Regions from separate parts of the Mus musculus genome. Here region 2 is linked to region 1. The links are chromatin loops, found by intact Hi-C in ENCODE. Cell type or tissue: left cerebral cortex. All regions are shown on one strand. Links, peaks and the distances in the headings refer to the core of each region. The heading gives the core; the rest is flanking DNA.

Region 1 (5,710 bases), core at 1,005-5,004:
CACAGCAGAGACAAAATTTCAGACAGACTCAAAATGTTCCTGGATTCATACACCAAAAAAACCCAAAACCAAAACCAAAACATTGCATTCTGTTTATAAGAAAAAAAAAAAAAAAAAAGATGTGTCTTTGTAGTAAGCATGGAACTTTTCAATTTAATTTAGATTATCAAATAAAAATAAAACAATTTTCCAGGTATACAGGTAAGAAAATATCATTTACAACAACAATAAAAAAAAGTGGAAGGGAATAAGCAATTATGTGTATAGGCAATCTATCTTATAAACATGAAGAGCTTCTTTTAGGAAATAACCTGACGTTATGTTAAAAATCTGACTTGAGTAAAAAGCGGTACAGACACCCTGCCTCAATACTGCCCTGTGCTGTTTTCTTTTCAACACTCATCCATACACTGTGGGAAGTTGTCAAAGTTGATGTATGTACTGTCTACCTCCCCCCAGCAATGAGCCTCCCTTAAATTCTGCTTTTTAAGTATGCTCTTGAAGTTCAGGTATTAATATTTTTATTTTCAACCGTTCCTGCCTTCAAGGTTTTATAACACTATCGATTTCAGTACCCAGCAAATCATTATGTTTTTTAAGGTCCTCACACTTTCTACCAGTATGTAAGTGCTGCTGCTGGAAAAAAAATGTATTTAAGGAAACTGTGCTTAGATATCACACACACACACACACACATATACACATATTCACAGGCACACACGCATGCACACACACACACACACACACACACACAAATCAAAAGAAAGAAAAGGATTTCATTGAATCTTGGATCGATAATATTTGACCTTATCTAGCATTCATTGATTGGCTCTTCAAATCTGTAAAATGGAGGATTACACCACTGGTTACAGAGGCTGTTTTACAGCCTGTATGTACATTTGTATTGATCATGGCTGTATTAGGTCATGGATATCGTTTAACAGATAGGTCAGAATAGAAGAATTGTTCACTTAGTTTTCCTCAGAGCTGTGATCCATCTGTTGGTTGCCAGATGTTTGTGACAACGGATGTCTTATTTTAGAATTGTGAACTCTACTGAGCTCTTTTTCGCAACTGTTTGTACCATATATTCCAGAGGACCAGAGACTAAAATCTTTGTTTTCTAAACTAAATATTTATATTTCCTCAGAACTAATATGTGAAGTTTTAACGATCAGCATGGCTATAAATGGAACGATTCCCTCTAAAAAAAAAGAATTAATATTAAACCAGGTCCTGAGGGAGGTACAACAGTTAAAAGATAGCAGAATATCACTGGCTCTCTGTCTCTGCCAGTGGAGAGAAAGATGTTTCTGGGAGCACACAGGGAGACAGTGGCTCTCAGTAAGGCATGAAGACATTGTCAGGATGAAGCTCCACTTTCACCTCAGAACTCCTAGATTCCAGTACATCCGCAGTAGGCATGTGCTATTTAAGCACTCGGGCTGGGTCTGTGTGTTAGCACTATAAAATTCATTCCTTTGGGGTTTACAAAAGGTCAAAAGCACTCCAGACAAACATCAAGATGACTTACACGCAGACACAGATGAGCTATTTATCTGATATTACAGTTAAGAAGTTCTCTGGCAATTGTCACGTTGTATAGAGATAAGTATAATGTAAGAGGGAAGATATAAATGCAATATATGAAAGGAATGTATGATGCAAAATGCAGCTTGTAGTTTGAGTTTGAAGAAGGGTAACCTGTAAAACACGCACGCTGAGAAGGTATGGCTTAGAGTGTTGTGCTGTGGTTAGTTTGTATTGTTATAACCTCATCTATATACATTAGCCTCTTCAAATTTCAAGTTTCCCTGTAAAATATCAGGAAATAATACTTAACAGTTTTTATACTGAGATTTAAGCAAAGCCATCTGAACTACATGGGCTCAGCTAGAGCATAATTGTTTACTACATAGTGTTCGTGAATCTGACGTTCTCTTGCCATTTCATTATTTCATAAATAGTTACCTGATTAAAGAAAAAAAACTATATTTTTCTTCGAAAAAAATTAAATATCTCACTTTTTACTTCACTGATTACCTGCATTAAATAGATCATGAATAAGTAATTAATGATAAATACAGAAGTAACTTGATGGCTAGTGGTATTGTTCGCCATGGAGCAATCCTTCCTCAAAAAGCTCACCCAAGTTCCTTTACAGAATTAACTACCATCACCAGCCCATTATCTTCTAAATCTCTTTAAATGAACTTACTCAAAATACTCAGAGCCTGCTGGGCATATATATCAACTCTGACTCAAGTTGTCAAAGCGAATAATTCTGACACCGAAATGAGGAGGTTGGAGAGAGGATGTGGTGAAAGCATAGATGAGAGATATTAGCATAGGGTCAGCACTGTTCAAGTTCCTGACAATGCATCGGTGCTGACAACACTGTTGCTAATTTCCATTATTATTAATATCAGAACGGCTGCCCTGTGGGTTACATGGGCTACCATCTTGGATCTATCCAGCTGTCTCATTATCTTTGTAACAATGCACAAGGGGCCAGGTTAGCAATGCTGCTCTGCAAGAAGAACAACACCTTTTTTGATTCAGAGAACTTTCTGAATCTCCTGAATATTGTAAACATTCTTAAAGGTGCCAGGATTAAAGGGCAGCTAGTGGAGAGCTTTGCAGAAAAGAGTGACATGATCTGAAAAGTACTTGAAGACTCATTTCGATGGAGCTGGTAAGATGCAATAGGAAGCAGGAAAGGTCTAGCCTGCAGAGGTTCTTTAGTTCAGACAGGAAGAGATAAGAGTGTGCAAAATATAGAAAGACGCAGGACATATAATATTCCTTAATTAGATTTTTTTTCCTGCCTTTTATCTTCTTCAGAAGTTAAAAGGCACTGTAGCTATAGTTAGTAGTCAGGAGCAGCGATGGTCTTGCTGCAATGCTTCAAACCACTTAAGGTGTTCAACTGCCATGAGCTCCTCTTCCGTAGCATGCCCAGTGTCTGTGTCTCTCTGTTATTTGCCCTGACATCTTTGGTTTGTCTAATAGATAAATCTTAATACCACTCACTAAGTAGAGATAGGGGTTGCACCAGGAATAGGGGACTACCATCAGGCGACACTATCCCTGATGGCTCCAGAAACTTCTATTCTCATCAGTGATGCTGATGATGCTAGCACATTGAACCAACAGCACAATGGAACATTAAGGGGGCTGCCAGCACTGTAGGAAGTCCGGCTGTGCAAAGAGCTCTCCAAATGCCGACTGATGTACCAAAGCTATGCTGTATTTTCTGAGTCTCTTAAAGCATGACTCTATAGTCAGATGCTAAGTAGGAGGAAAAGTCCTCTCACTCCCATACATTGCACATAGCCATTTGTGCTTAGCAGAGCGGATATGTAGCAACAGCAGTCTGTCATCACCAACACAATGAAATCTGAGACAGGAGAACAAAGTTAAAATGGAAGCTTCTACCGAAGTCATCCTTTCCCTAAATTAATCAAAGGCATAGCTTTGTGAACTTAATTCTGTAATTGTTACCGCCCAGAAAAGAAAGGACTTCCCTATGAAAGCATGGCAGGTATGAATAAAAAGCGTCCCCAATGGAGGTGCTGCTGCTCTGAGGGGAAAGAGTTCCCGCACGGGAAACCATAGCAGGACTGAAGGGGAATGCTCTCCCTGTGGAAGTGTCATCAGGGGAAAGGCGTTCAGGCAGTCAAGAGAAAAAATAAAAATGCACTGCACTACAACCTCACACAACACATTCATTGGTAGAAACACCGAGAGGGTGACTACCTCTACTTGGGCGCACAGCAGTAGTGAGGTGAGCAGTTTTGTAAAACTGGACAAAGGCAGACTTTATAATGGGTTTCTTGCACACGTGGGTGAGCCAGTACATAGCATTCCAGGGTGGACAGGCATTGGTGGAATTATTGAGGCCTGATCTTGAGGCAAGTTAGGAGATTGCTGGAATTCTTTTTCTTGACCCTGGTCTCGGGCTTGGACCTTTTACTGTATACAGGAATTGGTGGAATTTCAAGCTCAGGAGAAAGTGGTGTGTGTGTGTGTGTGTGTGTGTGTGTGTGTGTGTGTTCAAGGATTGGGGGTTTGTGTAAATTTTCAAACCTGGAAGAGAACTTGAATATTTTCCGCTACAAATTATATAACATATGTTCATTTTGAGATCCTCTTAAAAGCCAGCATCCTCTCCTACTGCAACCTGCCTGCTGACTGCTATCTAATAACTTACTTTTTCTTTCTTTCTTTTTCTTTCTTTCTTTCTTTCTTTCTTTCTTTCTTTCTTTCTTTCTTTCTTTCTTTCTTTCTTTCCTTTCTTTCTTTCCTTCCTTCCTTCCTTCCTTCCTTCCTTCCTTCCTTCCTTCCTCCTTTCTTTCTTTCGTTCTTTCATTCTTTCGTTCTTTCGTTCTTTCGTTCTTTCGTTCTTTCTCTCTCTCTCTCTTTCTTTCTTTTAATCTTATTCATATAGGCATACTAGAGTCTTTGCTTTTCAGAATTGTGTCATTTGGGCATTCTGAGCAAAATGTATGTTGTTAGATTAGGTAGGAGGCAAGATTATAGATGGTTTTGTTGAGATGTTTTTGTCATCTAAATTGGGGATTCAATTTATATCTAAGTCGTGTGTGTGTGTGTGTGTGTGTGTGTGTGTGTGTGTGTGTGTGTGTGTGTGTGTGTGTGTGCATCTCAAATCCCTGTCTGAACCTCCTGCTGAAGAAGAGGTAAGGAAGTCTATAAACAGAAATGTGAGCACCAGAGAAAGAGGAGGAGGAGATGGAGGAGAAAGAAGAGGAGAAGAAGGAGGAGGAGGAGAGGAAAGAGGAGGAGCACAGATGAAAGGAAAGGAAATGTAATTGTTGACACGGTATACATCATGGCCTTGAAGAACAATGACAACCCAAGGGGGAGGTGCTGATGCCAGAGTTAGGCATTTGGATAGTAATCAGTAGAGAAGTTTATAACCAAAAGCATGGTGATATCTCAGTGTGTTCGCACTATGGAGATGAAACAGTGGGTTAAGGCAAATGTCACCTTTGCTGTTGAAGTTTATTTCTTTGGGTTTTTGTTTTGACATGGGATAGCTATTGAACATTCTGTACTGGAAGGAGTCTATAGAAATAGAATTTACTGTGGTGTAAAGTTTGGGATGAAGTGGAGAATCCTTGCTCACAAAAAGAAACAAACAACATTATGGTGAACAAGAAAATATCAGGAGTATGATAGATTCAGAGTGAAAGGAAACTGGGTAACATCTAGGGAAGAAACAGGAAATGTTGTCTTTTTCTGAAGAAAAGGGAAAGAAGTTGATATAAAGGTGAAATATTAACAAATAAGCAAAAAGAAAAACAAAATAAGAAAACAACTAAACACAAAAAGCAGGCCGTCAGGATTCTCAGTTAAATATCAGGTGAGTTGTTTGCCTCCACTACAGCTCCACTACAAGGTGGTGAGACCTGGACCAAAGCCCAGGGAAAGCTACCATATTGAAATGTCCCATGAGTCAGTAAGCAATGATTAAAGACATTGCTAAAGAGCATCCAGGTCAAGTTGGGGTCAAACAGCACCGATTAGAAAAGAATCTGTGGAACAATGTTTTCTGAGTGACTCAGGAAGAGCTGGCAGCTCAGGAGAGAGGAAAGGAAAGGAGATGGGGAGAATGTTTTGAGAATTAGCAACGTGGTCATGGCAGGAAGCCCACTATTGTCTCTGTGTCCTGACAAAATGCCCCCGA
Region 2 (5,710 bases), core at 556-4,555, 810 kb before region 1:
AGAATAAAGCTGTGACTCTTTCCATTCTAAATGACAATGAAAATTTTGTGTTGGATCCCTATTCAGGAGTCATAAAGTCCAATGTCTCCTTTGATAGAGAGCAGCAGAGTTCCTACACGTTTGACGTCAAAGCCACCGACGGGGGACAGCCACCACGGTCCTCTACTGCAAAAGTAACTATCAATGTCATGGATGTCAATGACAATAGTCCAGTTGTCATTTCTCCACCATCCAACACCTCCTTTAAGTTGGTGCCCCTCTCAGCCATTCCTGGTTCTGTGGTTGCTGAAGTGTTTGCGGTGGATATTGACACCGGAATGAATGCAGAACTCAAGTATACCATAGTGAGCGGGAACAACAAGGGATTATTTCGGATTGATCCAGTAACAGGCAATATCACCTTAGAAGAGAAGCCAGCACCTACTGATGTGGGCCTGCACCGTCTTGTGGTCAACATAAGTGACCTGGGGTACCCTAAGGCTTTGCACACTCTCGTGCTGGTATTTCTTTATGTGAACGACACTGCTGGAAACACCTCATATATATATGACTTGATCCGTAGGACTATGGAGACCCCACTGGACCGGAACATAGGAGATAGTGGTCAACCTTATCAGAACGAGGACTATCTCACCATCATGATTGCCATCGTTGCTGGGGCCATGGTGGTCATTGTTGTGATCTTTGTCACGGTGCTGGTGCGCTGTCGCCATGCGTCCAGGTTCAAGGCCGCTCAGAGGAGCAAACAAGGGGCTGAATGGATGTCCCCAAACCAGGAGAATAAACAAAATAAGAAAAAGAAACGGAAGAAAAGAAAGTCGCCCAAGAGTTCTCTTTTGAACTTTGTTACTATTGAAGAGTCCAAACCCGATGATGCCGTTCATGAACCCATCAATGGGACCATAAGCCTGCCTGCCGAGCTGGAGGAACAGGGTATAGGAAGATTTGACTGGGGCCCAGCCCCTCCAACCACCTTCAAGCCTAACAGCCCTGACCTGGCCAAGCACTACAAGTCGGCCTCTCCTCAGCCCGCTTTTCATCTCAAACCTGACACTCCAGTTTCTGTGAAAAAGCACCACGTCATTCAAGAGCTCCCGTTGGACAACACCTTTGTTGGGGGCTGCGACACCCTTTCCAAACGCTCCTCCACTAGTTCAGATCACTTCAGTGCCTCAGAGTGCAGCTCCCAAGGAGGCTTCAAGACAAAGGGCCCCTTACACACCAGACAGGTAAACGAGCACTTTTACTGGTCTATAAGTACTGCCTACAAGTGCCCAGTCAACCAGTATTAACGTGCCAGTGTGTGTATTGTTTTGGTCTAACTTTAGCTTAGTTATGAAGAGGGAAAAAAAAAAAACTTGACCCCTTTTTAAAATTCCTCTGGGGCTCAGTCAAGAATTTTTAGAACAGCTTTGAAATTTCTGAGTTCTGAGAATTATTTAACCTCCCAGTTTCCTTCAAGTGGCAAAAGATGAAAAGAGGAAATTATTCCAAAATGTCCCGAGATCATGTTTGCTCAAGAAGAAAACCCATCCTGATTTGCCCAATTCTGCTCCTGGGGCTTCCAAATTACCGACTTCCAAGATTTTCACATTACCTTTTGATCTAAAAAGTCACCTTCAAGTATCAAGTTTAAATGACATTTGAAGGTCTGACACCTCTTATGCTGGAGCTGTGGTCACTAAAGGGGTTAAGGTTTTTTTATTATTATTTTTTTAACACGGTAAAAAAAGAGAGAGTAGGCTCTTAAGTGTACATCAGCTGTGAAGCACATGATTATTGATTGATTGCATCTAAGCCATATAGAAAGTCTACTCCTTGATTTCAAGTTATTTTATTGTAATATAGTATGCTGGATCTTTCTTAGAACGATTTTCAGTGTCCATAATGGTCATATATGAAAAGAAAAGAAGAAAAATAAAAAGGGAATGCTTTCTCTCTAATATTACTAATTTATTCAGAAAAGAAGGATTCCATTGTAAATACTTTCTCATCTTAGTAATGCATAAGTGGTCTGTCATAACTCATTTTAAACTGTGAAAGATGCCATATGAAGAGGGATTAAGAGGCTGAGAAACTCATATTTCAACCAAATCCAGAATTAGTTTTTCTTAGGTCTAATAATTCCATGTTAATAAAGATTTAAATGCAGTCCTGTCTAATTTATTTCTTTGGTGCTTGTCTGTTGCCACAAAATTTGAATGTCGATAATAGCCTGTAGATGGCACTAGGGTATCATGTCCCCTGTGCTGGCCAGGTGCCAATCCTGCAGTAGCGAGGAGGATGGGGGAGGGAAGGATCAAGCTGGTAGTACAGCCAAAGATACCTTTTATTTAATGATAGTTCCTCTGGAGCCACTAGCATTTAAGTTCATTTGTTTGCTCTTTAGTGAGTTGCTCTCAGCACATCAAGTTTCTAGGATTTTGGAAGCCACTCTCTGTTATTAGGAGTCCATCTCTGTTGGTGGCCCATACACCACCTTGCTAACCAATTAAAAACATGAATATAAAAAAACAAAAACAAAAAACAAACAAGTAAAGCAAAATTAACACAATTGTCTTGGTGAGTCTCTGGGAAATCAAAAAGGTTTTTTGTTGTTGTTTTGTTTTGTTTTGTGAACTTGTGATAGAGTAGTGCATCTTACGGAAACTGTTTCCCCTTGTAAATCCTGTAGCTGCTCTGTAATGACTTTGAGGCTTCATGACTATAAGGTGTAAAAATGATTTTTATCAGTCAATCACACAGGTACGCTAAGAATATTAAGTATAATTTTTATTATTATGAATGTAAGATCACCATTTGTACACAGAGCAATTAAGTACACAGAGCACTGTTGCAGAACATCTGAGTAAACCTGAGATACACAACCTGAAAGAACCTAACAGTTTTGAAGTCCTAGAGAAATCTTTCATTTGGAAGTGGAAGTCAGAAGGACAGCTCAGTTTCAGGCTAATCTTATCATCATTTGAGAAGAGAGTGGTTTTAAGACTTGGAAATTGTCCAAGCATAAACAAGATTTTTTTTAAAAGTTGTTTAATAGTTTATTATGGCAAGAAAAATAACCGATAAAACTAAGTGGACTTAGTGAGGAAGTTTCTGTATCAATGAAGAATGATGTGGTGTGGTTTTATATCATTCCTTGAAAAGAACTAGTATAAATGGAAGTGCTTTCTGTGAGATATAAAATCGGTTTCCCAAGGAGAGTTACTTGTCTACCTTCCCATATGATCAACCCTTTCACCTCAGTGTATGGGAATTGCCAGCAAGGTCTAAGCCAAAATCTTTTAATTTTTTTTCCATAGTTATTGAACTTAAATATGGCACAAGGACACAAATGCTAGTCAGATGTGTTTCAGCAGAGTTTTTGAAAGCATCTTCTGACGAAGCTTGGTTTATCATAAAGACATTTGTTTATATATGACATAGTCTTGCTGTCAGTATGCTGAGTAACTCACAAACTGAAACTATTGTATGTTTCAGACACACCTTTTGATCATGAAGCATTTTGTAGCTTTCTTGTACACATTCTAAGGTTGAAAGGTACCTGTAACTAACTCCCATGGAAAATAGCTATTGAAAAGGTAATCTTTATGTCTTTCAGAGACTTTCATAACAAAAAAAAAACCCTAAAAATATAGTAGTCACTTTGGAGGAAATAAATCTTGGAAACCATCAGAGAGGTGATGGCAGTGGACAGACGCATAGACACACTGTTGGGGTGACACGGCGTTTTCTAAAAATGAAAGACAAATTATAAATAGCTTCCTAAAATTGTATTCACTGAACTCTATGATAACTCTGGAAGACGTTTCTGTTAAACAAGAACAAATAGGTGGATTGTTTTTTTTCTTGTTTAACTCCTCAGTTTCAATAGTAACCCTATTTTTATTACAGGAGATTCAACTCCTGTAGTTTACAACACTGAAAATGTAAATTTTATTACAAATTTTAATCACACAGATGTACTATCTAATACATGATATGTGAAGATTTTTTTTTTTTAGTAAAGTGGGCATGACTGCCTTAAATGGACTCCTTTAGCAGTTGTGGTGTTTGTTGAGGTGTGTAAAGTGGAAGAATCTTGAATAAAAGGTTACCAAATTTAAATACCACTACTTTGTAAGCCCTGTCTTTAACAGGACTTCTTTTGATTTCATGCTACTAGTTGAAGGGTGGAAAAGTGCAAGACCTTTGAGAAAAAGGTTATTTAAGTAGCACTACTTTATATTGTCTTTATGAAAATGCACCCACCATCTTGTTCCTACATCCTGAGCTGGTCAGTAGAGTAGTGACTCCTAATTTATCTGACACTTTCTCTTTCCCTGTGTGTTTGCATGTAATGCATGAGATAATTGTAAATTAGATCCCTGTATTGACTCTATCTTACTAAGCTGTTTTAAATTTCACTGTAACATTCCTATCCTTTATTCTGCCACCAAATTTTTAGAAAAGAAATGAATAGTGTCCTCTATATAGTTTTAAGCAAAGGATCATGTAAGGATCAAAGCAAACTTCCCTGCTGTAGACTGAAATTATGTCAACACTCTAAATTCCAACTGGTTGCTTCACAATCGAGTTGTTTCTGGTTTTTCCTGAAAGAAGAGAGAAAGCTATCCTGAATATAACAAAGTTTAAGATTATACATTTTCAAAGGCAGTATGTCTGAAAATCAATAGAGTCTCTCTTAAAACAGAGTTCAGTATTTATCTAGACTAGTTCTGGTACACTGCTACTGGGTCAGACCTAGAAAATACCTAGCTAACAATTTCTATGTGAGGATGCCTTCTGCTCATTGAAGGACCATTCTTTGAGATTCAGCATTAATGAATTAGAACAAGGCATGCCCTCCTTTTCTTTTCACAGTATCATATCCAACAGACCTGTTTTTGCACATCTCCGCTTTGCCCACTTATTGACAGCTGTTTTATTGTAGCTGGAGGCTTTACAGTAAGCTGTTTATTGCTGTTTCCCAACTTGGTTGACAGCGTTTGGGGAATTAATTTTCTTGATCCCATGTGGTTTGTTTTCTCCAGTGGGAGGGTGGGGGAATAAATGAAAATGTTAACATAAAGAACAGTGATCTATTTACATTTGACAAGTTCTTTAAGTAATCAAACAATCTATAAAGGTTCCACCAGAGTTTGGTTTTGAGTAAACAGCCATATTTAATTTTCTAAATGAAATGCTCATTTCAGAGCTTAAACATCCTGACATGAACGTTTTATGCTTTAAAGTATTTGCTCAGATGCACATTTATGTATAGATTGAAGAATTTATACATTGGAAATGTGTAGACAAGCTGTACTCAAGCGGATGTGTGTGCTTTTACCGTCGCAAAGGGAATTGCTTCAGTTCCTGATCACTTAGAGATGCTATATTACATTTGTGATTACTTTTCATTTTTGAGTAATCCACCACAATCGGTACTGCAATGTTATTATGACATGTGGAACACATAAGGCAGCAACACAGTGATCTTTAGAGCTGTCAGAAAGACAAAACTGCAACTGAGAGTGAAGTGGGGGAAAGGCAGTCTAACGTGCGGCCTGCAAGAACTTAAGCATGTTTTCATCGACTGAATTTTTGATGCACAAGCAGGCATGATTGTGCATGGCACATCATGGAAAAATTTACCCCTACCTCAAAATCAAGCAATTTTGAAAGCTGTGAATTTGAATGTTCCTCCTCCCTTGATAGCTTCTGTTGGTGT

The links. Hi-C counts contacts between places; a loop is a spot of excess contacts. Peaks named below come from ENCODE experiments on the same cell type or tissue, not always from the same donor. Only the 100,000 strongest peaks of a DNase experiment are listed, where the experiment ranks them.
Region 2: it touches region 1 in a loop (4-fold over the local background); 2 of 42 quality-filtered maps call a loop at or near these places.

What each region holds. Positions count from the first base shown.
Region 1 is chr14:93,070,163-93,075,872 of GRCm38, reverse strand. All of the region lies in intron 4 of Pcdh9 (protocadherin 9), which reads left to right. Among named protein-coding and RNA genes, the nearest start is that of Gm23509, 65 kb to the left of the region's middle. In left cerebral cortex, for the core only: no CTCF peak of the experiment used is centred there; a DNase peak (open chromatin) is centred at 3,275; H3K27ac peaks cover 554 bases.
Region 2 is chr14:93,881,216-93,886,925 of GRCm38, reverse strand. It overlaps Pcdh9 (protocadherin 9), which reads left to right. Exons shown (of 5, transcript NM_001081377.3): 2 at 1-1,229. Among named protein-coding and RNA genes, the nearest start is that of Pcdh9, 6.6 kb to the left of the region's middle. In left cerebral cortex, for the core only: a CTCF peak has its summit at 2,212 (motif pointing right); DNase peaks (open chromatin) are centred at 704, 1,011 and 2,254; H3K4me3 peaks cover 4,000 bases; H3K27ac peaks cover 2,173 bases.